2 separate regions of the Homo sapiens genome follow, and region 1 is linked to region 2. Evidence: read pairs that join two places in POLR2A ChIA-PET (ENCODE). Cell type or tissue: CD4-positive, alpha-beta T cell. All regions are shown on one strand. Each heading gives the region's core, and the rest is flanking DNA. Links, peaks and the distances in the headings are about the cores only.

The links. Peaks named below come from ENCODE experiments on the same cell type or tissue, not always from the same donor. Only the 100,000 strongest peaks of a DNase experiment are listed, where the experiment ranks them.
Region 1: POLR2A ChIA-PET joins it to region 2 with 5 read pairs; 6 of 35 experiments call an interaction of 5 or more read pairs at or near these places.

What each region holds. Positions count from the first base shown.
Region 1 is chr5:56,127,346-56,130,157 of GRCh38, forward strand. All of the region lies in intron 7 of ANKRD55 (ankyrin repeat domain 55), which reads right to left. It overlaps LOC101928419 (a long non-coding RNA gene), which reads left to right. Exons shown (of 2, transcript XR_241794.2): 2 at 1-2,812. Among named protein-coding and RNA genes, the nearest start is that of ANKRD55, 100 kb to the right of the region's middle. In CD4-positive, alpha-beta T cell, for the core only: no CTCF peak of the experiment used is centred there; no DNase peak of the experiment used is centred there; H3K27ac peaks cover 2,456 bases.
Region 2 is chr5:56,021,773-56,024,584 of GRCh38, forward strand. No RefSeq gene overlaps it. Among named protein-coding and RNA genes, the nearest start is that of IL6ST-DT, 28 kb to the left of the region's middle. In CD4-positive, alpha-beta T cell, for the core only: no CTCF peak of the experiment used is centred there; no DNase peak of the experiment used is centred there.

The sequences.
Region 1 (2,812 bases), core at 198-2,697, 110 kb after region 2:
CTTCCATAACTAGTGAACGAAGGATGGATTGAAATTAAATACAGGTGCAATGGACTGACGTCAGAGCTAGAGTGATCGGTGGGCCACCTAGACAACAACTTGCTCATTAGGTCTGATCATTTGTGTCCCCATTTGCTGTAGAGGCTGACCACCAAGAAACTGACAGAGTTCATCTTAATGTTAAAGAAGTGACTATGATGAGTACTGATTGGTGGCGCAGTGATGCACTTAAAAAGCTTGTTTCGGGGTAGGGCCAAGGAGCAGGGGGCTGAGAATTTGTCCCAGGGAGCCTGGGAAGCAGAACTGTCTGAGCAGAGGCTACAGTCTTGTATCAGACTTCGTTTACAAAAACAATTAAAAGATAAAGTGAGAATTTCCAGATGGGGACTACAGAACATTATGCCTTAAGCACAGGGTCCCATCTGAGTACCAGACCCTCTGTGGCTGCACTGGTTACATATCCATAAAGCAATCTCTGGCTACAAACTTTTTCTTTCTCTTCCTATCATCTTCCCTTTTGCGTCTTCTTCCTCCATCCATCTTTCCTTTGTCTAACAATGATTTTAAATAACTTTGACCCATTGTTTATATTCTATGGCATGCCTGTCCTTAGAAGTCAGCTAAAGCTTACTTAGGTGACTTAGAAGTCACCTAAAGTTTAGGTGAGCACACCTAAGCTTTCATGCCTTTATCAACTTTTCTATGTTTGTTTCACTTCATGCTAGTTAGACATACATCGAAGGAGTCTGAAATACATTTTAGATAGTCAAGAGACACTTTTCTTTAAAAGCAGTAGCCATTCAATAAGGAAAATAGAAGCAAAAAGAGTGTCAGCACAACAATTCTTTTTTGTTTACAATTTCCTGGAAGAGTAAAGGAATTCAAGCTGTCAAGGTGGTTCAAAGGCCAAAACACCCTGTTCATAGTTTCCCCTCTTGGTAGAAGAAGAAGCATTAAGTGCAGATGGAGAAAACAAAACCCCACACTCGTACTCTCTTCCTTTCGCCTCCCTCGCCCCTGGGGTGGAGTCATTCTGGAAGTGGTAAACTGAAATAGAGGCTGCTGCTTCTGGGATCCTGCCAGCCAGTCCCAGGCAGCAGGTCTCTTGGTAGCTGGGGTACTGTTGACAGCCTCTCTGGATAAGTAAAGACAGACTCCATACCTTTACTCTTTTCCTTTTGTCCTAAATTCTCCAAACAATTCCTTTGTCTCTATACCTGAATCTCACTTATAGCACCATTGTTTGTATTTTACTTTTCTTTGTAAGAAGATCCTCCCAGGAAGAATGGTGACAACTGTATTTACTGTGTGATCGTCTGGGCCTGGCACCTTTCTAAGCCATTTCATGTACTAACTCATGAACAACAATCCCACAAGGTTGGTACTATTATTGTCCTCATATTGTACAGGAGACAATGAAGGCATAAGGGATTAAGAAATTTGCCCTCTGTCACGGCTGAGAATGAGCAGATCCAGGATTGACTGTGGAGGCATTGGACTTCACCACTATACTATTCTGTCTGTGATTAAAAAGAATGGTCTATTAATTTGATCCTGCATGTTCATACTGGAGGAACTAAAGTGAAAACTGTTTAGACCTACATCAGTACCAGTGACGTGTGCCTCACCAACTGAGACCTCCTTTACAGTTAATCTTTGGGTACTTTAAGAGTTTCTCCTAGTAAGGTTTCCATGGTGCACCCTCAGGAGAATTTCAGGGAGCCTTAGAAAACACTAGTTTGTAAGTCAAGGCCCTGGATCACTTGCCTCCTGGTGACAGAATTCCCTTCTTAACAATCTAGACTGTGTGTCAGCCAAAAATATGCTTAGGCCTGGGAGGTAGGGAAAGTCACAGAGACCAGGAGACACTAGACAAGAAGAAATGGGACTGTGGTCCAGGTGGGTCCTTAGGAAGAATCGAGAGTAGGTTTACATTGGGTAGAAATGTTATTAAATAGGGAAAGAAACAGTATTGTACATATCCTATTCTTAAGGAGCTCTAGAATTCTACACTGAGCTGCCAGATGATGATTGTGAGTTTGTTTTTGTTGTATTTATTTGTTTTTGTTCATGAGTAATCCATAACATTGCCTTCATGTATTCTGAAAATGATTGGGAACTGAGTCCTAGTCGTTTTCTCTTTACCTGTCATGAGTGGGGAGAGTTGGGGAAGCCTGACTCATAAGAAGACTTGCCAAGAAGAAAGTCGAGTTAATGTGTAATAATTTTGCTACGGGCAGATTGATAAAACAACAACAACAACAATAAGATCTCAATATCCTAACTGTAGACATTCTAGGTGACCTTCAAAGGAGTCTAGTGGGCGATTTAAGACTAGTTGCTTATTTGCTAACATATGTCTAAGGAATATGTTCTATGGTGGTTTCTTCTTGGCAGGAACTCCAATCTCCTTCCTTCTCTTGAACACTGGGATGTGTTTGCATTGCTTGTCTTGTGATGGTGACCATATAAAGCAGAGGCCAGTGCTTTAGCCTCTGTGTTGCAGCCGCTTATCCCTCCTAAAAAGCTGGGAGGTTTTGTGATGTGAGAAGATGATCCTGGCTCATCGGTTGGAGCCAGACATGTTAGACTAGAATGGAGACAAAAGGAACATCTAGAGTCTATTCCATGTGAATGTTTGAGGGTTGAGGGTCTGGGGCTAACTAGAGAAAGAAACGTGCCTAATATCCCTGGCTTAGAATCTGGACTGCCTTCATGGTTAGCCCCTTTGGACCAAGCTTTTAGTTGGCCTGGACTCCAGAGGCTGCCAAGCCCAAAAGCCTGGGGCTGCCTCTTCTGGAGAGAGAGCAGA
Region 2 (2,812 bases), core at 135-2,634:
AGCTAGTTGGTTTAATGGTAAAATGAATTCTGTATTTGAAACCTGCCCTAGTACACATAACTTCGTACTCAAAAATTGACGCTGTATAAAAAACGTTAGACTGAGTGTTAGAAGAGATGAATTTAAATCCCAGCTTTATAAGTGATGAGCTAAGTGGCTCTTGGGAAGTCACCTACTCTTTCTAAGCCTGAGTCTCCTTATCTCTTTACCTGTAAGGAGTTGTAGCATACCTCTCCTAACATACAGGAAAACACATACACACAAACACATGCCACCAGTTACCATCTACTCTCACGAGTATTTTACCAAATAAAAACATTTAACACCAAAAAAAGGAAGAACAACAGAATTTCAGGATGACAATTGGCAAATATACATGCACATTTCCTTTAAGGCCTGGTGAAAACTGTCACTTACTAAAGGACCTTTTGGAAACTACTGAACTAGATCATCTCTAAGGTCTTATCTAGACCCTCAAGTTGGGTGTGGGGCATCTGAACACTGGATAGTAGTGAGATGATAGATTTGGGGGTGTAAAGTTATTCATTAATCTATTCATGTGTTAAATCAACAAATATTTATTGAATACCCACTATGTGCCATATATTTAAAAGCTGGGATATATCAATGAACAAAATAGACAAAAATGCCTGTCCTCACGGTACTTATATACTGGAGGGAAGAGACAGAAAACAAGTAGTAAACATAAAACAGAAGGCAATTATAGGCTGGGCGTGGTGGCTCACGCCTGTAATCCCAGCACTTGGGGAGGCTGAGGTGGGCGGATCATGAGGTTAAGAGAGCGAGACCATCCTGGGCAACGTGGTGAAACCTCATCTCCACTAAAAATACAAAAATTAGCTCGGCGTGGTGGCGTGCGCCTGTAGTGCCAGCTACTTGGGAGGCTGAGGCAGGAGAATTGTTTGAACCTGGGAGGTGGAGGTTGCAGTGAGCCAAGATTGCGCCACTGCACTCCAGCCTGGCGACAGAGCAAGACTCCGTCTCAAAAAAAAAAGAGGCAATTATATACAGTGTACTACTTTGGAAGATGCTGACTGCCATGGAAAACAAGAGAAAGCAGAGCAGGCAGGGTAGGCAGGGAGTCTGGGGACATTTTTCTGGTCACAGCACAGCAAGGAGCACTGGATCTCATTAACATGATAGGCACATTTTTTGGCTTCTACTTATTGCCTCAAACCTAGCCATGAGTAAATTGATTAATTTAGAAATTTATTACTTATTTCACATATTTAATATCTCTAATGCAGGGTTGTTGTAGATCATAGTAATTAATTCAGCTTGGGAAATTGTCACTGAGTTATTTATTTAGAATAACAGCTTGTGATTTTATTAGCGGTGTATCTGATTTTGAAAATGCCTTAATTCAATCAATTGATTAATCATTTATCATTTAGTCAATAAATATTTATGGATTGCTTGTTATGCAGAAGGCTGAATTATATGTGCATGTATTAAAGTTATAGCTATAGAATTATTAAGTCTAGAATTCCTGAGTGTTTATAAAGGTGGAATTAGGTGCTGTGAAGTATTACAGAGTTAAAAACGGCAATATTTTTAACCCAGAGAATATAGCGTATTTGTTTGCTAATTTGCTTTAGAATTATCTAAGAACAGGTTAGTTGATCTCACAATACTTCTCTGGTAGATAGGGTAGCATATTTTCCTTATTGCATATGTAGGCAGACTTGAGATTCCAGGAAGTTAGATGCCTTATCCTTAGTCACTTAGGGAGTGTAGTGTCGATATCGCAACGAGGACCTTAGGTTTCAGGGGTCGTTGTTTAGCAATATCTGATCTTGAGCCAGTTGGTATAAGAGGACACATACCTTTGGTTCCTGATCTCTCTGGGAGACGGGGGTCCTTTAATGTGCCCACCCAGAGCTCCCCTTCCACAGCACCCACCTCTTTCTGGATTCTACATCTTTGATGCCAAAAGGCCTCAGATTGCAAAAATTATTTGGTGCTTCAGGTCTTCTGTCTCAGCGAATGGGGTTCAGGCCTCCCTCTGGTCTAGGTGTTGGCAAGTACAGAAGGAAGGTGGAGGGGTAAGAAAGGGGGCAGAGGAAAAGGCCAAAAGAGAAACTACCATGTTCATTTCAGCTCTTTCTTCTTCCTGCAGCTCGCAGCTTACTAATTATTCTTCTCCTTCCCAATTACAGAAAAAAGAGAAAGGATCATCATAAAGAGATTCTAGAAATGTGACCTTGACCATTTAGCTTTTGGGAATGACATGTCTAGCCTTAACTTTTGGACATTTTTAGCTAGCAATTTTCAACTTGGTTACAAAATGAGCAGAAGAAGTATTATCCTATGAAGGATATTTTTTTTTTTGAGTCAAAGTCTCGCTCTGTCGCCCACGCTGGTGTGCAGTGGTGTGATCTTGGCTCACTGCAACATCTACCTCCCGGGTTCAAGCAATTTGAAGGAGATGTATTAAAAATACCTGAAGGGAGCCAGGCATGGTGGCTCATGCCTATAATCCCAGCACTTTGGGAGGCCAAGGTAGGCAAGTCACTTGAGGTCAGGAGTTCGAGACCAGTCTCGCCAACCTAGTGAAACCCTATCTCTACTAAAAATGCAAAAATTAGCCAGGCGAGGTGGCGCATGCCTGTAATTCCAGCTACTTGGGAGGCTGAGGCAGGGGAATCGCTTGAACCCAGAGGCAGAGGTTTGAGTGAGCTGAGATCATGCCACTGCACTCTGGCCTGTGTGACAGAGTGAGACAAGACTCCGTCTCAGAAAAACTTAAAAAATAAAAACAAAATAAAAATAACTGAAGGGAGGTTGTCAA